3 separate regions of the Mus musculus genome follow, and all the other regions are linked to region 3. A link is a loop called in an ENCODE intact Hi-C map of the cell type or tissue named here. Cell type or tissue: heart. All regions are shown on one strand. Links, peaks and the distances in the headings refer to the core of each region. The heading gives the core; the rest is flanking DNA.

Region 1 (7,818 bases), core at 1,758-6,757, 310 kb after region 3:
TTCTGGGAAGCACAGAGATGTGACCATCGGCCTGGCTCTCTGTAGGATGTTCAGATTGTCTCCAGGTAGAAAGTGAAAAGTGGGAACAGAATTCTGGAGACCGTGTGTCTCAGGCTGGGGAGATGGTTCTGTAGGTAAGGTACTTGCCATGTCAACATGCAGACTGGAGTTCACATGTACCGCATGCATACATGCCAGGTGGGTATATCTGTGATCCCAGCACTCAGGAGACAGAGAGGGACTCTCAGGGGCAAGCTGGATAGCTAGAGTGGCCAAATTGTCAAGCTCTGGGTTTAGGGCGAGACACTGCTGTGGTGAATAATGTGGCAAGCAACCAAAGAAAACATCCAGACTTAACACACACACACACACACACACACACACACACACACACACACACACACACACACTGTGTACACACATGTGTCCAGACACATGGAAACATGCAAACACATATACATACAACACACAGAGAAAACAATAAAGCCCATGTCCTGTGGCAGAAGGCAGGAAGGAAGCTAGGACCACCTTTTTGTCCCTGTTCAGTATCCTCTACACCAGACTGGGTCCCATCACATTATTGTGCAGATACTAAAGAGGCCAACCATGGAAACCTCTTCAGTGAGAAATGTGACTAAAGACAAGGGGGACTTTGGAGCTCTCTGAGAAAAGTCCTCTGGAACACTTGAGGATGTCACAGCTGTACCTGATAGCACTCTATTTTGGCATGTGCCACCCAGACGGAAGGAATGTGAGGATGGTTGGCAGAGCAGAGACAGTAGAGAGAGCAACAAACCTCTATGCCATGGGGATTTCTTTCTTTCTTTCTTTCTTTCTTTCTTTCTTTCTTTCTTTCTTTCTTTCTTTCTTTCTTTCTTTCTCTCTCTCTCTCTCTCTCTCTCTCTCTCTCTCTCTCTCTCTTTCTTTCTTTCTTTCTTTCTTAAGAATCGAAGCCATCAGAGGAAACATGAGCAGGTTCTAAGATGCTTACACTCATTTTTCAGGGCAGCATGGTTTTCCATTGTGTGGCAGGTAAAAGCCATCGGGCATCTGGGGTGTCCTTGATTTTTCCTTTTGCCTCAGGTTGGTTACTGCTCCAGACTCTGAACTTCCAATCATTATGGATGCTGCTGCACTTATTGATAGTCATTTAATTTTTTTTATTATTGGCATCCATTAATATTTATGTTGCTTTGTGTGTGGGGAGCTGTTTTGTTTTATTTGTTTGATTGATTTTGTTTTGTTTTAGTTTGGGGTTTGGTAGTCCTTAGGTGATGTCCATAAAGCAACCACCACCTCCACCAAAACAATGGAAAACAAAGCTACTTTAAAAAAAAGTTTTATCTTCCTTAAGGAAAAGCAATTTGAACCCATGCTCTGCAACACAGTGCTATACAACACTCCAGCTGTGGCTCTCCGATGGGACATCCGTACTGCGCATGACTTTCTCATGCTTGCTCTCTCCCCCCAACCCCACAAGTGGGAAGACAGGCTTGTCAGAAGACATGAACAAATTGTGAGAAAACAGCAAACTTTCCGCTATCACACAAGCTAGTCTTTAAATACCTGATATTAAAAGATGTGCAAAACAGCACCATGTTTTAGGTTAACCTATCATGTTGTAGACTGGTTTCCACGGGGCGTACGCAGTGCTTCTAAGTCCAATCATCTTTCTTATCTTTAGTCTCTTTTTGTTTTGCTCTGAGAACAAATTGCTAAAGCATGCCAAGAGGAAACCACCCCATTAGAATCCCCTCACATAGAATCCTCGACAATACTTGCTGCCCTCCTGAGACTTTGGAGAATAAAGCTATACAAAAATGCACAGTCATGATCCAGGCTATGGTAGCACCTCCCAGCCCACTAACTGCTTATTGACTGATTGTTTGGTTGATTGATTGATTGTGTGTGTGTGTGTGTGTGTATTACATGTGTATGCCTGTGGGTACCTATGAATACAGTGGCCAAGTGGCAATCAGCGGAGAACTTGAGAGACTCAGACTCAGTCTTTCTCTTTACCTTGTAGGTCCTGGGGATTGAATTTGTGGGAGCAGACATGACAGCAAGAGCCTTTACTTCCGAGTCCTCTCACCAGGCCCTTGTCTCAATTCAAGTGAAAGCCACGTGTGAATTGGAGGGCCCAGTGCATGCGTCAGGGCAGGCAGAATCCCAGAGGCGCCTGTTTTGAGACATGAGATTATTCCAGACCTGCTTGTTTTAGTATGCTTAGTATGCCTCTGTCTCAGATGAAGGGGGGCATTAGCAACATGCAAGATTGAGAAGGAGAAGAGAGGATTCTAACCGAACATCAGCTTAGACTTTAATGCTAATTTTAGTCTTTTAAAAAGACATACTTTGCCGGGCGTGGTGGTGCACGCCTTTAATCCCAGCACTCGGGAGGCAGAGGCAGGCGGATTTCTGAGTTCGAGGCCAGCCTGGCCTACAGAGTGCGTTCCAGGACAGCCAGGGCTATACAGAGAAACCCTGTCTAAAAAAAAACCACACTTCTCAGGTACTAAGTCCCTCCTCAGTATGTGCGTGGACTGTCCCCAGGAGATTAACTATGGGGACTGACCTCCAGCTCCATCCTCTACTGTGATTCTGACCTTAGGTTACAAAGAACACTGGTGGGGAGCACTCACAAGGGGCATTCATGAGGAGTACTCATGAAGAGCACTCATGAGGAGAACTATCAAGGAGTACTCCCTCTTGGTTCCCCCACTGTGATTCTGCCCTTAGGCCACAAGGAGCACTCACAAGGAGCACTCTCTCTTGGGGGTTCTCCACTGTGATTCTGACCTTAGGTCACAAAGAGCACTGGTGGGGAGTACTCACAAGGGGCATTCATGAGGAGTACTCATGAAGAGCACTCATGAGGAGAACTATCAAGTAGTACACCCTCTTGGTTCCCCCACTGTGATTCTGCCCTTAGGCCACAAGGAGCACTCACAAGGAGCACTCTCTCTTGGGGGTTCTCTACTGTGATTCTGACCTTAGGTCACAAGGAGCACTGGTGGGGAGTACTCACAAGGGGCATTCATGAGGAGTACTCATGAAGAGCACTCATGAGGAGAACTATCAAGGAGTACTCCCTCTTGGTTCCTCCACTGTGATTCTGCCCTTAGGCCACAAGGAGCACTCACAAGGAGCACTCTCTCTTGGGGGTTCTCCACTGTGATTCTGACCTTAGGTCACAAAGAGCACTGGTGGGGAGTACTCACAAGGGGCATTCATGAGGAGTACTCATGAAGAGCACTCATGAGGAGAACTATCAAGGAGTACTCCCTCTTGGTTCCTCCACTGTGATTCTGTCCTTAGGCCACGAGGAACACTCACGAGGAGGACTCCCTCTTGGATGCCATGCTAGCATTGCTCTCACTTTTATCTATACATATCATTAAAAAATGAAATGTACTATAAAATTAGAACACCTATCTAGATATAGGAAGGTACAATTTAAGGCAATAAAGGTGAGTCTGTAGAAACTTTGGCTAATTGTCCTCAAACCTGCTATTTTAGTTGACTGGAAATATTCTCTACAACATTGAGTGTCAGCCTATCTGAATGGCTACAACATGTGAAGAGTTTAAAAACAAACTGTGTACCAGCCCAGACCCTGCTGTGGAACCCTGTTGTGATTTCTCCACAGGAATTTTACTCTGAAGTCTAGAAAAGATCACTCTGCCACCTATTGGCTTCAGTGTGAAATGTATCTGGTCACACCTGGCAGACAGGCATTCCCAGGACCTTGGACTTGAACAAGACTATCACATCAGCAAGAGTCAGAGGACCCATCTGGTCCCACACAGTGTTTGGTGGAGACAGAGCAGTCCCCGTGGTAACAGACAGCCTCACTCTGACACCTCAGCTTTGGCCACCATTCTGAGAAGGAGTACACCACTTCCTTCATCCATGCCAGAAGGGTCTGACTGTCCATCCACAGGAGGCCATTGTTGCTGAGCGAAACTAGCTGGCTCTCCAGGACATAGCTGGAACCCCACACTGGAGCAATCTCTGATTCTCTGGGCACATCACAAATGGATGGCACCCCATTCTATAAATGTGAAAGAATTCCCCTTGACCCTGACTCTTGCCCTGAAATCCTTCAAATTCACACGAAGGAGACTCACATGGTTTGGGTGGACAAGTCCGGGGCTGAATGGTGGATGACACCTGGTTTTCTTTTTCTGGCTCGAAAAGCTGGAGTAGCCACTGTGTTTTAAAAGCCTTCCTCAGGACATTGTGCAGCCTGCTTTTATCAGCACAATGACTAACAGGTGGGCCTTAAGCTCATCACATCTTATTAGGCCTGTCTCCCTAGCCCCCTGACACACAGGGCTAGCTCGATTTATTACTTCAGCAGCCCCTTAAACAGGTCAGTCTGACCCCAACTACACATCCCACGTGAAGGTCATAACTGCATGCTTAGTGGCTTCCAATATGGCCTCACCACAATCTGAAATCTGATTGTAACCTTCTCTTGTGCGCAGTTCTCTAGTGATTACACTAGCATCAAGACATCTTAGCTCTCAATCCCAGCACTGCACTTCCCTTGTTCTAACCTCTGCCTCCCCGTCCCCCTGCCCCTAGTATAACACACAGAGGGAAGAAGGGAGAGACAGGGAGAGGGGTGGAGTCTATAGCATAGGAAGCCGAAAGTGGCTCACCTGGATATTACCATAGAAGTCGGAGATTTCAAAGGCTCTTCTAAAGTCTGAGGACAGTTAATGAAGTGGGAGAAAATTAAGTGCAGGACACCAAATCCTTGGCAGTGATACTGAAATCGGGGTGCGGAGCACTGGGATCTAATTTCACATGTTTCAGGAACTTGTAAAGTTATGTTGGTCCTTTCAGTAGCTTATATCCAAAACATAATCTTCAGGCTCTAATGTCACCGCCATCGTGCCATCAAACTAACCCCTATGCAAGCACAAACTGGGTTGATAATATCCATCTATTAAGGAAAATGCACACAAGATCAAAGTATAGCCAAGTGCATTATGGAGAATTATTTATGTCTTCTAGAAGATTATCCTTGGGTGCAGTTTCTCATGATAAGAACCTGGCCTGACTTTGTTCTACAGAGTCAGAAAGCCTCCTGTATTAGATGCCGCTCTATTGCCTCCTTAAGTGGAGTTGAAAGAACAAAGCGTTTTCCAGAAGGAACGGGGCCCTATCTGTCCTCAGAGCTGCCCAGAGATCAAACAGGTCTTTTTAGCAGTTTTATTAGACATCTTCAGAGGCCTTCAAAAAATACTCGGTTTTATAAGTGGTGAGAGCTAGTGGGTGGGAACTCCTGCGTGTAAACAAGTGGAGTTGTCAATCATGACTGTTGAAAAGAAACTATTCCTTAACAGGGAGGGCTGTATGGATACACTTCTGGGTTCTCCTGTTTTGTATAATGATGCTTTTATATTAGTTTAAGAGGTGAGCTTTCCAACCACTGAAGTGTTCTTACGGTAAACAGATCGTGGTGGTGTACCATTCTGCATTGCTAGGCAGGAAAATATACAGAGAAAATTCTGTCCCTGGGCTTATTTACTGGAGTGGAACTGTGTGGTGCCAGGACTCTCCAGGCCAAGGTGTCAGTGGGATTTGTTCAAGGTTGCCAGGAAGAATCTGCCCTGGGCCTCTCTTAGCCCAGTGCTCCTTATAGTTTAAAAGCATCATTTTAAACTCTGTCCCCACCTTGACTGGAGAGGGGCGGGGAGGGAGGGAGAAGAAAAGGGAGAGGGGAGAGGGGAAGAGGAGGGGAGGGAGGTCTCAATTTTCCAATTAAGGGCAGATTCTGAGGGGCAGGAAATGACTACTCGAGGTGTGATTTAGTGGTAGAAAATTTGCCTGGCACGCATAAGGATCCCGTTCAATATCTAGCAAAGGAGGAAAGAAAATTGAGACATCAGTTACAGCTGGTCCTTCCTTTTGACTTCTCCTCCCCCCCCCCCCCCCCGCTTGGTTCTTGGGCCACCTGGGACCTCTGAGAAGCAGCTATAGAAGTCTTCAGTGTGAAAGGCCTTTGGGAAAACAAGGTCTCCTGGGTCATCTCTAGTACATCTGACTCAACTGACATCCTCAAGAAGGGCTTGCCACCAGAGTCTCACACACAACTTGCCCAGCAGTGTGAATGCTGCTTTTCAACGAGCCTCAGATTCTCCTGCCTTCCTGGAAGACTCAAGTGAAATCAATTCTCATGTTTTTACCTAATGAGACGATCGTAGCAAAGTCATCATTTTAGCAAGCTGGAATTCTGGGAGTGGTGGTGATGGGGTAACATAGGCTGAGGTCCTACATGGGGAAGAAACCTAGAACAACAGATTCTTATTTCCTTTTCTTTTAATATAAAAATAAGAACCCCAAAGTAATATGGCACAGGGAAAAAGAATGTTCTGGGTGCACAGAGAAAAAAGCAAAACACTACATATCCAAACTCTAATGATATTTTATTATTTTCCCCTAATTATTATTGTTTACTGATTATAAATGAGAGTCTTATTGTCAGGAAGCCCCTTTGTTGGGACTGGAGAGACCACCCAGTGGTTATGTGATTACTGCTCCTCGGGAAGATATAAATTTGGTTCCAAAGCCACACGTAAGTCCATTTCCATAAGTATGGGATGGCCCCTACCCCCACCTCTGTGAGCACCTACCTTTGTGTGTACGGACCCACCCATAGACACGTATACACAATCAAAACTAAAATACACTTTAGTCAAAGACAGGCCCTTTGTCACACTAGCCCACCGACTAATGGGTTCCACAACGTAATTACCAGTGTCCAGACATTTTAAAGACCTAAGGGTTGGGAACAACAACAACCCCATCCTCCTAAATGATGATTTTTCTTGAGGCTCTCTACACGGATGGAGATGCGACTCCCTGTCATAGCAAACGACCTCTCTGAGCACTCGCGTCGCACTAATTGATCTTTTAATTGGTTCAGTCAACACTAGAGTCTTTGCACTCAACAGGGACTAATTGCTACAAGCAACTGCAGCCGCTCAGTGCTGGCTCAGTGTTGAGAAGACAGACCGTCAACTGCCTAGAAGGGGTAGCATCGACCCGGTGTTAGCTACGCTGACAGGATGCTGCACTCCCTGCAAAGAGCGTTTATCTAGCGATGTACAAAGCCGGTTAGTCAGAATGGGCAGTCACTAGGGTTCCTAGCTTACATGTGTTTTTTTTTCCTAATGAGATATGATAAGCCACTGACTAGTTTCTTTATTCCCTCAGCATCTCTTGTACCACAAAACCTTAATCCATTCCCTTATTACTAGGTGTGCCAGTTCATCCTCTGGTTAGGATCTAGAGCCATCCAGGAGGCCATCCTCTGAATAGCACTTGCTGTCCTGTTCACCACGTTTTATTGTATTGCATTTTATCTTATTTGAACTACGAAGTTTTCCAGTTGCCCTCAATCAAGATAAAATGTTTCCACCCTAAGCACCCCATTTGAGAGAATTTTTTCTCCCTTTAATACTGAGTTTGGGAACTCATCTGGGTTAGCTCGACTTCTAAAGTATGTCCAAGAATCTTTTAGAGAAGCATTTGTCTGAGTTTTAATTGCGTGTCTGCGTGTGTGTACGGCTGAGTGCTAATATCCATGGAGGGCTGAGGAGCTGGACGTACAGGCAGGTGTGAGCTGCCCAGTGTGGGTTCTGGGAGCTGAACTGGAGTTCTCTTTGAGAGCAGAAGGCATGCTAAAGCATCGCCCAACCTCCACAGTGATCAGCTTAAAACTCATTCCTCCATTAAAGCGTGTAAATGAGGTCTTCAAAAAGGTGGGTCTTCGCTGTTGACCTGCAAATTTGCTACTACCAC
Region 2 (7,818 bases), core at 1,758-6,757, 460 kb after region 3:
AAGTTTTTTCTCCTGTTTCGGCAATGACTGTAGTTTTTTTTTTTTTTTTTTTTTATCCAAATAGAAGTAAATCATATGGGCATGATTTATTGAATTATTTTTTAATTTATGGATGGAATGCCACATTTGTGTATATAAGGTTCTATATATTTGCATTCCCTTTAAGTCTTGAGTGATTTCTGGAGTACCCTATATAACAAATGTGTACATTCATTATCCAGGTTCAGATGGATAATTATCCAACACTGCAGATAATGTTAAAACCATTTAAAATGTGGTTCGCCCGTGCTCCCTGTCACTGTCTCCTCACATCTCATTGTGACTTTAGAGCAGTCTTGACTACTCTCTTATAGTTTTTTTTCCCCAAATGAATTAGTGTTGTTTTCAAGCTTCAGATAGATAATAGGGACTCTGGAACTGGGCTCAGATTTTGCTCTGACATCTCAGGGTTTCTCTGTGTAGTCCTGTCTGTCCTGGAACTCCACCTGCCTCTGCCTCCCAAGTGCTGGGATTAAAGGCATGCGCCACCACTGCCCAGCACCCTGGCATCTTCATATGATGGATTACAACACGCCAGAATCTCCTTGACATCATGAGCTATTCCCCTGCTCAAGCTTCTGGTTTTTCGTGTTCTTTAATCAGAGTCCCACACTCTCCTTCCTAAGTGCTGCTTATAGCTTTCCATTTTTATTCCTAGAAAAAAACAGTGCTTTGCTGCTACTTAAAATATAATAGTTTCATTACATTTTATTGGTATTTTTAAGGGGCATACTTTAACTTATAGTTACATGCTTCTGCAAAGAGTGGCTCTAAGGGCTGGGGTGTGGGGATATAGCTCAGTGGTAGAGCATTTGCCTGGCATGTGTGTGAACACTAGGTATCCATCTACAACACCACCAAAGAAAGAGAGGGGGGGGGAGGGAGAGAGGGAGAGAGGGAGAGAGGGAGAGAGAGAGACAGAGAGAGAGAGAGAGAGAGACAGAGAGAGAGAGAGACAGAGAGAGAGAGAGAGAAGGAAAGAAAGAAAGAAAGAAAGAAAGAAAGAAAGAAAGAAAGAAAGAAAGAAAGAAAGAAAGAAAGAAAGAAAGAAAGAAAGAAAGACTGTATTCAAGTTTGTTTGGGAGCTTGGTATTCAGTAAAAATCTTTTATTCAGTTGTGGGAGGACTAAAGAGGTATTTACCTACAGTATCTTCCTGGTTTCCCTCAAACTTTCCCATGAGCGTATAGAGTGAACATCTCCAATGTACCCAGAGTCACAACTCAAAGTCAACATAGCGTGCCATTAGATGGACTCAAGACACAAGCATTTATTTTCAGACACAGGTAGGAAGATGTAGGTATGTAGGACACTGCATCACAGGCTGTCTAAATCAGTACTTATCAGTCAATTTAGAGATAAAATATACATTGTCACATTAGTGAGTGCTATAAAACTGTACTAATGCAACACTATTTTAAGATCATGATAGCACAGCTGGGAGACAGCTCAATATCTGAAGTGCTTGGCACACAGAAGGACATGAGTTCAATCCCCTGAACCCATGTGGCACGATGGCCCACGCTCTGGGCACCAGCACTGTGGAAGCAGAGCAGGCAGATCCCTGGAGCTCACTGGTCAGCCAGCCTTATCAAATCGGCAGGCTCCCAGCCAATGAGAGACCTGACTGTAAGAGCAGGGTAGAAATGAGAGAGATGGTGCAGAAGGCATAAAGTACCTGCCGTATAAACACTTGGAACCCCAGCATGTACGTAGGGAGCCAGGCACAGGTGTCTGCAACCCTGTCACAGCTGAGGGAGGGGGAGGGAGGGAGGGGTGCAGTGTCAGGCCACAGCCCGGTGAGCTCTGGGTTCAGGGACAAATGTTTCTCAAAAGATAAAGTTAATAGTGGAAAACACCAGCCTCAACCTCTGGCTTTCACATGTGTACTTGCATGTACACGCATATACCTACACACTGTTATGCATGTGCCCATACATATGTGCATATGCACACACAACACACATACATGTGCAAGAGAGAAAGAGAGAAATACCAGAAATAAATCTTGTCCTAAAAGTTGATGCCCATTTTCTGACAAATATGACTTCTAGTGACAGCAAGTCAGGCTTCTCGAATAGGACAAAGATGCATGCTTATACTTCTAATTTGATGACGTTTTTAACACAGAGAAAAGATTCCTGAATAGCAAGCTGTGGCTACACATACACTTCTCATTCACTCTGTGCAGCCCTCCCCCTCCTCCCTCCCACTCTGTGATGTACTACACTGAATGAGTCTTGCAGCCTCGGAGTAAGGGATTCATAACTTTTGATTCTAGAAATCAATGAAATAAACACGTCGAGGCCTTGGATGCTTCTCTTTACCTCTGTGGACCTGTGTCTCCTCATCTCCAAGATGAAGGCATTCTAACTCCCAAGTGCCACTAAGGTCCCTGCATGTTGTCACTGATAATGGCAATGTAAATGCTGCATACCCATAACTGACTCAGGGCAAGCCTTGAGAACCCAGTAGAGAAGGATGAAGAGGGGATGGGATGGGGTGGGTGGGATGGGGTGGGATGGGATGGGATGGGATGGGATGGGATAGGGTGGGGTGGGATGGGGTGGGATGGGATGGGATGGGGTGGGGTGGGGTGGGATGGGGTGGGGGGGATGGGATGGGATGGGATGGGATGGGGTAGGGTGGGGTGGGATGGGATGGGGTGGGGTGGGATGGGATGGGGTAGGGTGGGGTGGGATGGGATGGGGTGGGGTGGGGTGGGATGGGGTAGGGTGGGGTGAGATGGGATGGGACGGGATGGGGTAGGGTGGGGTGGGATGGGATGGGGTGGGGTGGGGTGGGATGGGGTAGGGTGGGGTGGGATGGGATGGGATGGAGTGGGGTGGGATGGGGTGGGATGGGATGGGATGGGGTGGGGTGGGGTGGGATGGGGTGGGGGGGATGGGATGGGATGGGATGGGATGGCCCTCAGAATGGTGAGAAGCCATTTTTTAGAGCAGACTTCTTCATGAACTGTGAGACAGCCAGGGAAACAGATCAGCGCCTGCGAGTCACAAAATACCAGCACACTACGCAGCAAACCCCACTAACATCCTCTAATTGGGTAGAAAGTTGTAGAAAAGTCTAAAGTAGAGAAACATTTTCACAAAATTCTGCTTCCCCCCGAACTCACACGGTCACGAGGATGACAGGATCCCACGCAAGGAAGGAACACCTTAGGGATGTTGTAAGGGTTTTCACAGTAACTCTTAGAAGTTAGGAACCAGAACTTTTCACCGTTTTGCAGGGGGATTGAAATACAAAGTGATTTTTACAAACGTTTGGAGCTATCTCTCGGCGAGGAAAACACACCGTTTCCCTGTTTGTTCTTTCAATTTGCTCCACAGACCTTTCCCCCACACTGGTCCCAATAAATCAGTGCACTTCACCAGCACATTTAACGTTGGCCAGACTTTCAATTAGTGACTTTCTCCCAGGCAAGGCCAGCTATGGTCACACAGTTCTTTTCTTAAACTTCTTGCTATTCTCTGGCTCCCAGGAAGTGTGCACCTGTCAGCCAGCCCAGCCCCCACCCTCTCTCATTTTCTTAAAAGCCGGAACTCGGTTTCATTTTTCACTCTTGATTTTAAAGCGGTTGGAAAGCATGAAAGAGAAGGGGCCAGCAAGGGAGGTAAATAAATCTAATCACCGCGAAAAGGCGATGAAAGACCCGTGCCTACGTTTCCTCAATTTGTTCTTGAAATGATCCTTGCCACACTCATTGACTGAGGACCAGCTCTGGGTTCTCCAAAGAGAGGGTTCACGGAGCTGGGAACAAAAGAGCCAGTTCTTTTCAAACACCCATTGGAGTCATTAGTTCCCACCTTTTCCTCTTCACATTTCCAGGCACGGTTAATAAGTAGCTAAATTGACTTCTTTGAATCCTGTGCCTGCTCCTTTCTCTCGCCCACCCTCCTAGACGCATGTGGTTGCGCAGTTCATTCTTTAAGAGGAATGACACCAAGAAAGAAAGTCCTTGAAAAATGGCCACCAGCCACTTAAGAACTACAGACATTTCTAGTAAACTGAACAGCTAAACAGTGGCTGAAAGGGAGAAACGTAAAATCAAACTGGGCAGTGTGGCAGATCTTTCAAGTGCCAGGCTATGTCCCTGGCTCTTATTGTCCCTACGGTGGTCCCTACAGGACACTCCAGGCCTCCTGTAAGAACATACAACTGCCAATGCTCTTCTGACGGTTTTCTCTGGGGTGGTGATGGGAAGGCCTGAGGCGCTGCTGGCCAGGAGCAGCAGTTGGCCTCTAGACAGTGTGGACTGGAGGGCAAACAGACAGTCGTTCGGTCTTCAGTCTCACAGAGGGCAGCTGCTCTGCAAGCCTGTTCTGCTCTGTGTCCCAGAGACATGCCTTGCAAATGTGTCACTGACCACCTTAGCTTTGGGTAACACACAGCCATGGGAGAAAGAGAAATGTCTCCCCCTGGAGGACACACAGGCATGCTCGCTGCCCGTTGTATTAGACTTAGTCTCCCCCACACTCAGCATTCCACCCCATCAACTGCCTGGACCAAGCCGCGAGACCCACTGGAAGCCTTGAGGAAAGGGAGACTCAAGCCACGGATTCTTCAAGTTTCTTGCTGTTCTGTAGCTATATGATCTTTGTCCCTGTTGTCCTGGTTTCATTTCCTCCACCAGCAACCTTGACACCAGGGAAGGCCTGTCGCCTGTCAGAGGGAGGGGCAGAGGTCTTGCTCACTTCACAGGTCTCCTGCTGAGCGCATACCAGAGAAGTTCGGGAACTGAATTTCTGTTTGGTTCAAATTAGAATAGTCACATCCTAATAAGATTTACCTTAAAACTTTACTTCACTCTATGAATCACATAAGAACACGATTAAAACAGAATGCTTTAAGAAATGGTGCTCCAAGGACTTGGGGCTACAGAACTAGAACCTGAACCCACCCCCCAAATACTCAGTAATGGCACATACACCAGGGGCCATCGTGATAATACACTGACTGTCTACAATAGTAAAGTTGCTTACAAACACAGAATGTGACAAATCCTTTCTCCTAAAGGATTCTCTCTCTCTCTCTCTCTCTCTCTCTCTCTCTCTCTCTCTCTCTCTCTCTCTCTCTCTCTCTCTCTCTCTCTCTCTCCTCCCTCCCTCCCTCTCCCTTCTCCCCTTTCTTCCCTCCTCTGTGTTTGGATAGATACATAGATAGATGTATGATAGATAGATAGATTTATAGATGCATAGATAGACAGACAGACAGACAGATAGGTGATATGCAGACAGGTGATAGACAAACCGACTACATATGGTAATAATTGCAGCTTTTGCTTATCTCTTATGAAACATTTGTTTACTTTATGTCCTTGCTTGTTTGTTGTAGCACAAAAGAGTCCATCTCTCTAAGTGTATTCATTGCTGTTACAAATGGAGGGAAAATATAATTAACAGGAAAAAAATAAAAACTGTTATCACATGATGTCTTTTTCAGTTGAAAGGGACATACAAGGAGATAGCTGGCCATGGGACTGGCATCTCAGTTGAAGTCCAAAGGGTTTTCCTACCTCTTCATGGTAGACAAGTGGCCGTGACGACCCCACAGCCATACAGAAGTGAAGACACCGTTTCTGCAGGCTGCATGGACCTGGTTCGCTAAATTCCACTGAGATTCCCCCAGTCACCTGTCATTTCTAAAGATGCAGATGAGAAAAAAATTGTGTGGTGCTGCCTGCAGAATCACACCCCTCCCCCCTCCCCCATCCCATCCCCCCCCCGCACCCCCCCCCCACACACACTTAAAGGAAGAAAGCGGAGAGGCAGAGTCTGGAGGCTAACTTCCCCTGCTTCCGATGCTTCTCAGATTAATCTGAGAATGACACCACTAGGCTGAGGTAAGAAATGCAGGCAGTGGTGGCCACTCAACTCAGTACTTAAGGAGAATCTTCACATTATGTTACAAAGTAACATATTTACACCAGGGGTGGAGCTAATGTCCAAAACAAGCGTCCCCACCTATGATCATTCTGCTTGCTTGTTTGTTTGCTTGTTTGTTCTTTCATTTAAGACGTTTCAGTGACACAGACAAACATAATGAGCCATCTCTACTAAAAATAGAATGTTTCTTGCCTGGCCTGACTTGATGCTGATTTGTGGCGACTGGTTTTGAGGAGAGCAAACATCTTCGATACACAATCACTTATTGAGGGCCTGCGACACCCAAGGCCTGCTGCTGGATGTGCCAACTCAGAGGGACGTGACTCAAGCTGGTGTCTTGAGAGACTTTATTATGATACAGACATTTTTCCAAGATAAAAAATAAAATAAAATAAATACACAACTTTGTGTTTTTCCACAGCCTCTGAAGATTGATTTTTTTCCCCCAAATTCTCTGTAAAATGGAAATTCGGGGAGAAATTAAGATGTGGTTTTATTCACCATTGTTAACTGTGGTTTCTTACCATGGCAGGAGCCTTGGGAGTTTCCTCATTTGGGCCAGAAACAGCAGAGAGGTTCCAATCTCTGTGCTTTTTAAAATATGGTCTTTTCCATCTGTTTCTTAAAATTCTCTCAGCAAAGCAAGGTGATGGTCAGGGAACTGCTGTTTGATTGGACCTAACAGTGCTTAAGGCCAAGGCCAAATAGACCCCGAGGTTAGCTAAAAGGCAGGAATATAGGTTCCTCTGGCCCTAGCCTCAATCCCAAAGATGGAAATTAAAATAAAAACCAAGCCTCAGCTGACAATACCCCTGCCCATCTACTGGAGAATTGGGAGCTAAACTGTGAAAGGCCACATGAAGTTACAGGTCTAATCCACACATTTTCCATGTTCATACAAAGCAACCCAGAGAAAACCCTTCTTTCTATTTACATGGTGAGTGTAGCCCATAGACTAGACAAAGACATTAGAAAACTATTACTGGTTCATCTATATGTAGATTAGTTATTAATGCAAAAACCACAAGTAAAATATCATTGATGACTAGGCACTCAATACATGCTGTCTATGTATAAACTCCTCAGGATAGATAACAGAGTAATATTAGGAAATAACATTCACAGATTATTATATAAGAAAAAATGTATAGGAAACCTGAAATAGAACATTGAGGGGAGAGGGCTACAAGGGTAAAACTTGACAGCTGGAAGCATGACAGGAAAACCAAATTCATGAAAATGTGCAGGGTACAGAACCCTATAATAGGGAATCAATAGTGCCACCTTAAAGGGAGAATCCCAAGTCTGAGACATGACAAAAGACACCGGCTCCCACTGCAGCACCTACGTACCTAACCGACGCAACAAGGCAGGAAAAGGAATAACTGACAAACCACTAGAAAGCAAGAAATAGTTTACAGAGAGAATTCCAGAAGCTCAGGACTTGCCAGAGTGAAGAAATGGGGGAGACCAGGGAGGATTGATGTGTGCATTGCACATCTGCACATGCCAGGTTCATGGGCAACAGAAGGGCTGATACAAAGTTGCAAGGGAAAGACACACTGTTCTAAGTACGACTACCCTACTCAATGAATAAGTTTGCTCTTTGCCAGTGACAATGACAAACAAATTCTAGTTGTATTCTAAAATCAAAATTTTAACATTTATCGAAGGAAAACAGGGACTTGTTCCCTCATAGCTTTAAATCCTTTCTAAATCAAAGCAGGAGAAAGGCACAGCAGGGGAAAGAAAGACATTTGCTTGCTTGTTTGTTATTAAGTGCCCTCAAATGTGAACACTCACTGTTCACTTTTGAACAAGAACACTTAAAGACGAGTCGAATTGATACACAAGGAGGGAGCCTCACAAATCGC
Region 3 (7,818 bases), core at 1,457-6,456:
ACACACACACATATACCACATACACATAGACACATACCACATCCCACACATACACACACACACACCACACATATACATACCACTCCATGCACACACATACACACACACACACATACACACATACCACACACACACATACATACCACACACACACACACATATATACCACACACACATACATACACACACCACATATATACATACACACACACACACACACACACACCTTCCTCCAGTTTTCACGTTTCAGCATAGATGAACCATCACAACCTCAATAGCCTTTGTTGTGACAAAGTCGCCAGCAAGCCCTCGAATTCCCCTACTCATTTGGCTGTATGAATAAATAATGATTCACAGATACTGGCTGGGTGTGCACATAATTTGTATCCAGAAAACAAATGATTTCTTCCCCATCCCATCCCACTCCATTTTAGCTCTGCCAGAGCATCATACCACAAGCTACACGTCCTGATACACGGCCACGTCTTTGTGAGCTCTTTATGCCACTGTTTTTCTTTACTTAAGCTCAGTCCTCATCCTGAAAGACCCACCAAGCCCACATGGGCACTATGGCTGAACTCCAGCATTGTAAGTTCCATAAGGCCGCTGTAAAAAATGCAGGAAGGTTCAGGGACCTACGTGGTGCCAACCCATAAGTCTGTAATCTAGTAATTTCTGCTGTGACAGTGCGTGGACTTAGGAAATGGCTTCATAGTTCTTTCTGAGAGAGACTGTGTACCACAACTTGCTGGCTTTCTGTCTTGAGCAATGCCGGCTGCCTCTTTCAATTGAGGCTGAAAGAAAAACCACAGCACAACACAGCATCTTCTGATGGCTTTTCCCAGAACGAGTCTGCCCAAATCCTGCCCTCTGTGGACTTGCCACTTTGGCCCTGAAATCTCCGCACTGATCCAAGGTATACCTGTGAGCTGCCTCTCGGAGACCACTCTGCTGGCACCGGCTCTTCCGGCCAGCTAAGTACTGAGCCTGCTAAACCCAGGGGCAAGCCAAACTCAGAACCAGGGCCAGACAGCTTGCTGCCATCAGAGTAAGTGCAAGCGAATCATTCAGAGCAAGGCACAGCCAGATAAAACCCAAAGAGTGTCCTCCGCGCCAGCCTTCTAATCTCTGGGACTTTAACTGAGAGCGGCTCAGAGCACTTGACACAACTTTCACCCAGCGACCAAATATTTCAACAGCCTAAGCATTTATTAAAACATCCCCGCAGCACGGCGTCTGACAAATAATAATCTCGTGGTCTCAGAGTCAACAGCCTCTGTTTGAATTCCTCCCCCCACAAGCAGGCAGGGACTTCAGGCAGGCACCGGAGGGTCCACGGGCTGCCATCTTAGTCTGCGCAAAGCTGAGCAAAATCAGATATAAAAAAGACCAGCGTACTCACCTCTCATGAAGCACTGTGGATATGAAGGAAATGACTCAAAAATGCTGTCTGAAGCCATCGTTTCCTTTCGAAAACGCACCTCTCCTGAAGGCGGGGGATTCTATAATTTCTTTCACCTTCAGAGCAAAAACCAAGAAATGTCACTTACTCTGACCTCACCTCCCACCATGGCTCCCCACGTCTCTTTCTACCCCCAACCCTAACACTTCTGGTACTCCATGGGTCCTATGGGGTGGGGGTGGGGGAAAGAATTATTGCAGAAACAAATATTCAAATTGTTAAAGATTAAAAAAAGGAAAAAAAAAAGACGAAAGCACCGCCTATGCTGTGGGTTGAACTGCTCACCGCTCTGCGAAAGCCTGTGGTTTGCATTCAGTGTGATTCGTCCTGCCTGCTGACCACTGTGCTGGGCTTACACTTCTGACACTGCCAGGCTACCCAACTTGTGGTTCTGTGGTTGTTTATGAGGTCCAAAGAAGTTTTCACACAACCCAAATTACAAATTTAACTGTTCCCCTTTCCACAGCCCACCGCCATTGGCTCTTGCCAATCACGTGACTTAAGTGATGTCAATTTTTTTTTTTTAAACTTTCTGAGCTATGCCCTTCCTGCCCTCCACCTGCCCTCCCCCAGGCTGTGTAAGGAAACAGTTGAGCAGAGCTTAGCAGAGAGGGGCTGTAAGAGAAAAAAAAGCACAACAAACAAGCAAACAGAAATCCCCTGCCTCAGTCTTTTCTTGCTCTCTCTGTCCTGTGCGGATTTGGTGGCTTTCAGATCCTGTTGTTATTTGTGGTTTGAGGAACAACTGATTATTTAGATAAAGATTGCCTTGCTGTTTATTCAACAGCAATTCAACGTTGGCACCAACTTGCTGCTGAGCCCGGATGCGGCTCTCATCACTTAAATGCTGGGCACCAGCTCGGGAGAGCTGGGTTCTTGGTGAAAGCAAGTGAGACAGAAAAGTTAGAAAAGAAGACCAAGAGCCCTTTTCCGTGAGTGGCTGATCCTGGGAGGGCTAGGCTGGCAACCTACTGACATCTCAAAGCTTGGGAACAGTATGACACGTTTTAATTGTGGGATGAAAAGACCACTTTGATCAAAACCCAAATGATGTTGTCCTTGGCTTTCCCCTTGGCGGATAGGCTTAGCATGGACATCTCTTGGTAAGTAGAGGAAACAGTGGCGTTCTCTTCACACTGGCACCAGTTCCCACGCTCGCTTGCATTAGGAAGTTTTGTGGAGAGCAAAGGAGGAGAATTTCCTCACTCAGCAGAGCTGTGGCCTGTGGGCAGCTATCTGTTCATTGTTTGTACCAATAAAGCCTACTGGTAGCCTTTCCGAGCTCCACTCAAAGAAATGGGCCAAGTCACCCTGCTAGGGATAATTACTCTTTGAATCCATGAAGAGTAACTTGTGACTACCCAAGATCCTGCCTCCTCCTGGCCAGCCCCCGGAGGGGGATATTACACAGCCCTTCAGCCTCCAGAAGTCACATGGTCAGGGGACAGACAATAAAGACAAGATGATTCTGTGGGTGTGAGCTCTTCTGTTCACCTCCACCTATTGACCTCTTCGTTCTATCTGTTTTACTTGCTGAGAAGTGAAGCCTTAGTCTTCCTGGGATCCCCAGGCAGGGCCTGGCCTTCCTTTCCTTACTTGGGTCTTCCTTTTCCTCTGTTCAGTTTCCCTCCATTTCGAGGTGATGCCCGATGAGAGGCTGGGCCTTGAGCAGCGTAGCTCCAAGTGCCAGCCCTGGGTCCCAAATTCCAGGCATGCAAGGTACTTCTCTAAGTCTGAGCCCCAGAGGGAACTCTCATTTGGTTTTCATGGAGATAATTTTGCACACACAGTAGAGACCCAGGGTATTAATGATACAGGTCTTTCCAAAGGACCAGACTCCATTTTTACTTAATCCTATTTTAACCTAGGCAGGAATTAGAAACCTAGGCATTTCTTTCTCCCAGCCTCTCTGAGCAGTTAGCAGCCAATACCCACACTTGGCTCACACTTGAAAAACAGTGGCTGCCCGTCTTTTATGAAGCTTATTAATATCTAAACACAACGTGCGCTTCACGTTGCCTCTCAATTCAAATCCCTTGTTAATATAATCCCCATTATTCAAATCCCTTGTTAATATAATCCCCATTATTCAAGTCTCTGTGCTGTTGCTTTTAAACAAATTCCACCCCTGCCCCCATCCCCTAGTAGGATCTCCAGCCAGGTTGTGTTATCTTCTACCCCTGCTCTGCCTTGGAGAGATCCCAGGATCCAAGCCTGTAGCTGCAGCTGGCTTCTTGAAGGTGACTCACTTCCCAAAATCGAGACACTTAAGTGTCCACTCCGATTAATCCTGTAGTCATTTCACTTCAGAAATTCCCAGATGCTTTTAGCCTTAAGCGTCCTCATGCCCACAAGGATGGTTTAGATGCCCAGAATTTCTCTGCCTTTGGGGGTCTCCATAGGGCAAGGCGGGCAGATGAAAGCTTTCAGGATAGCCTTCTGGTCCACTTCTGGCCTGCAGGTCCCACTGCAGGCTGTCACCTCTGGGTCCTGGCTGCAGCGAGGCAGCAGGGGGCAGACTACAAAGGCGGGAGTCCCTGGTGAGTCCTGTGATGATAGTCATGGAAGTCCAAGCAAGACTGCAGGGCTCACCAAGGAAGCAGCAGTTAAAGCCGCTCTCTAAGGCCATAATGGCTAGGAGAGATTCAGTGGCTGCCAGCAAACTGCCTTTTACACTTCCTTGAGAGCCCAAGACAAAAAGACACGTCTGTCACTTCTGAACTGCCTAAAGAAGTGCTTAATCCCATTTTAGGCAGAGCTGTTGAAGATTCTTTAAGTTCTCCAGGCAGCGGTGGACCCACCCTGCCAGCCTCATTCCTGCTGTTGACTCAGACCCCAGGCTGCCGGCCTGGGAACCGTCCTGGAGCTGCTGCAGGGAACTGTGGCTCTGCCAAATAATGCCACAGCAATCTTCATCCTCTGATTGGCAAAGTTACTGAGATGCCACTCTCAAGGGCGGGGTGGAGAAACGCTCAGGTGTCTTTGTTAATGGCCCTATAAAAATACCAGGGAAGGTTGAAAGATGCAGGGTTGCATAACCCTGTAATTAATGTCGAGAGTGCTGTGTGCAACTCCATCCAATTAAAACACTCTCTCTGGTCAGGGTTTTTCATTGTATGGTTATTCTGTGCTCCTTCTGAAGTCTACGCATAGATACACAGATTCTCTGGACAGAAAGCAGGGGTATGGATGAATACCCTCAAATTAGTCAGTAGCAAAAATCCCCAGATGGTAACACTAATGCAAAATAATTTCTATAGAGTGTAGATTCTGTATGTGTGTGGGTACATGCATGTCTGTGTTCAAGTAAGTGCCCAGTGTGTGGAAGCCAAAGGTCTTTCTCAAGTGCTAGCCTCTTTGTTTTTCCGTTTAAAGACAGGGTCCTTCAGTGGCCTGGGGCTTGCTAATTAGGCTATACTGGCCAGTGAGTCGAGAGATCCTCCTGTTCCTGCCTACCCAGTGCTGGGATTACAAGTGCAGATTCCTCAATGTGGATTCTAGGGGTCAAACTCCCCTGCGAGGCCATCTTTGCCCCCTGAGCTCTCTCCAGACCTATCATGATGCTTTTGATCTGTTATATCTTTGCTCTGAGACAGAGGCAGGAGCTGTAAACTGTGTTATGCTAGCAACAAGCGCGGGGATTTATAACTGATGTACAGATAGCATAGCTTTGTGGACTGAACAGAACCTGCTCCGGGCAGTTCTGACAGCTAAATTGACTGGAGAACCTGAGACTTTTACTAGTTACCAGCTTTCCTCTCTGGACACTTAGAGTCGGGGGCACGTGTACATGTGCATGTTTGTGTGCGTGCATGTGCACGTGTGTGCGTGGTGTGTGTGTACATGTGTGTAGTTGTATATGTGTGAGTGTGTGCGTAGTATATGCATGTATGTGTGGTGTGTGTGTGTGTTGTGGTGTACACATGTGGTATGTTTATGTGTGTGCATGTGTATTTTGTATGTACAAATGTGTTTGTGGTGTAGGGGGTGTTTGTGCATGCATGTGGGGAGGTGTGAGGGATGTGGTATATACATGTATATGCATGTGTGTGTATGTGTCCATGTATGTGTGTTGTATATGGTATGTGCATGTGTGTTTTATGATAGATGCATGTATGTGTGACGTGCACGTGTGCATGTGCTCGTGTTCACACACACATGCACACACACGTGTGTGTATGGGTGCATGTGTGTGTACAGTCCTGAAGTTTTCCTCATTTGGGTAAAAGTGTAAATTTTGGTCCCTAGAAGACCAGGAGGGCCAGGATGGCCAGGAGGGGTTTTAATACTTATTTCCATGACCTTCCTAGATAACATTATAGTGTACCCAGGAAAGCAGGAAATAGAAAGTAAAGAAAAAAGGAAGAAAGGAAGGAAGGAGGAAGGGAGGAAAGGAGGAAAGGAAGAAAGGAGGGAGGAAGGAAGAGAAGCATCGAAACCAAGTTAAAAGAACACTGTCTAAAGATTTGACAGCCATCTAGTGACAGGTTTATAGTGAAGACTTCGAGTCATTTTGCTGTAATCCAGAGACCCCGAAGCAGCAGCTATGACCGGTGTGAACTTGCCAGGGATCGAAGCCTTGGCTCTATCCTCAGTCTCCCAAGTCAGAATCAGTCGCAGTCCCTGGCCCCCAACTCCTGTGAACACTGACGCTGGAAGAGACTCCCGAGAGAAAGAGAGGACGGAGCCTCACTCGGACACTCCAGCATTGGGAAGTAAAAGGAAGGAGGAAGGCCACCGTTTCACCCTGGAACCTGCTCCCCCATCCATAGTGACCGAGGCAGTTAGATTCCCATCCTGCTGCCCTGGCAGACGTCCCACACAGCAGCCCCCTCCCCCCCCCCAAGCTCTGGTTTACATCTCACGGTGGCACTGTCAAAGGCGGTCTGAACCCCTCACGTTGTGCTCGACAGCTTGACATTCTGTGCAGAAGGTTCTTGCTCGCTCGGGTGCTGTCTCGCTGGTGACCACCTGGCTCAACAGTGGCCTCCTTCCTGCAGGGGCATCAGGACTCTCGGTTTCACTGACTTTGCAGTTTTGAATGTGTGTGGAGTGCTGCGATCAGTGCCAGGCAGTCACCGAGAATCCTAACAGCAGCCAGCCCTGCAGGTGGCCATGGCAGCGCCCCCCTCCCTATCGGCTGGCCCACCCCCAGGTCCTTCCCACGCTCTGCAGTCACAGCTACCCTGATGCCTTTCTCTGACCTTTGATCAGAGGAAGGGCTCGTCTTTTGTCCACATCTCCAACGACTTACTCACGCTTCCTGCTACAGTCGATGCATTTCCACAGGTACCCGGGAGGCTGGTCACTGTCCACTGGAGCATCCGATCACTTCAGGCCTGCCTCAGGCCAGAGAACTTGTTTGGGGTAGCTCTCCTTACAGAGTGTTGGCCTTGCTGCTCTTTGCCGCTTGCTACCAGGAGGGCAAACCTAGGCAAGCCAAACCCACTTTGGTAGAAATGTACAGTGTTCACGGTTTGGTCAAACAATGGAGAGAGTCAGTAGTGCTCAGCTTCCCAGCCTAGCATAGAGGCTAATCCTATCATGCAAAGAACTCCAAGGGAAACCCAAATTTCTGTGAGAGAAGCCAGAGTTCACTGGGTCAGAAGGCTCCACGTCTGATCTGGGGTTCAGTGAGTACTTGGTTCTGCGGACTTGGGACTTTTACTGTGAGTGTTGCCACTTTTCCCCCTTCATTGTCAGTCAAATGCACAGCCTTCCACAAAACAAGGCACAACGCCACCTTTATGACTGGGGTGCCATGAGGATCAGTAACTGTTTGGACTATGCAAAATGATTTTTGAATGAACTAAGAGAGAATTGTGGTTGGCATTTTAATATGGAAACATCCAACATGTGAATTTTAATATGGACACTTGCCAAGTATCATACAGGCATGGCGCCAGGTACATAGAGGTGCCAGGGACATAGAGGTTGGAGTTGAAAACAGCCTTTGTAGTTGATGTTAGAGAAATCATAAGTGTCACTTTGTGTGGTGTGTGTGTATTTCTGTGTATGTGTGTATGTGTCTGTGTGTGTGTCTCTCTCTCTGTGTATGTGTGTCTGTGTGTGTGGTTGCCTTCCACACTGTTTGAAGCAGACTCCCTTTGTTGTTTGATGTTGTGTTTTATGTCCGACCTCCCACGTCACTCTATGAGCACTGGGATATAGATTCACTCTGCTTCACCTGGCTTTAATGGGTTCTGAAGATTCGAACTCGGATCCTGACATTTGCCCAGCCAGCATTTGACCCACTGAGCCATTTGCCTGACTCCAGTTTTGTCTTGATAGAGTCTCACTACATATCTAAGGTAAGGTTGACTTTAAAACCACAATCCCCCTGCCTCTGACTACTT

Evidence for each region. Peaks named below come from ENCODE experiments on the same cell type or tissue, not always from the same donor. Only the 100,000 strongest peaks of a DNase experiment are listed, where the experiment ranks them.
Region 1: a loop joins it to region 3, with 2.0 times the contacts of the local background. A loop is called at or near these places in 6 of 42 quality-filtered maps.
Region 2: it touches region 3 in a loop (4-fold over the local background); 7 of 42 quality-filtered maps call a loop at or near these places.

What each region holds. Positions count from the first base shown.
Region 1 is chr16:93,133,748-93,141,565 of GRCm38, forward strand. No RefSeq gene overlaps it. Among named protein-coding and RNA genes, the nearest start is that of Gm30474, 5.6 kb to the left of the region's middle. In heart, for the core only: a CTCF peak has its summit at 3,693 (motif pointing left); no DNase peak of the experiment used is centred there; H3K27me3 peaks cover 3,115 bases.
Region 2 is chr16:93,288,742-93,296,559 of GRCm38, forward strand. No RefSeq gene overlaps it. Among named protein-coding and RNA genes, the nearest start is that of Gm30588, 30 kb to the left of the region's middle. In heart, for the core only: a CTCF peak has its summit at 4,486 (motif pointing left); a DNase peak (open chromatin) is centred at 4,500; H3K27me3 peaks cover 2,946 bases.
Region 3 is chr16:92,824,187-92,832,004 of GRCm38, forward strand. Runx1 (runt related transcription factor 1) reads right to left here and starts at 1,888. Exons shown (of 8, transcript NM_001111021.2): 1 at 1,748-1,888; 2 at 1,403-1,518. The coding sequence starts at 1,460. In heart, for the core only: a CTCF peak has its summit at 3,971 (motif pointing right); DNase peaks (open chromatin) are centred at 1,895 and 2,675; H3K27me3 peaks cover 4,535 bases.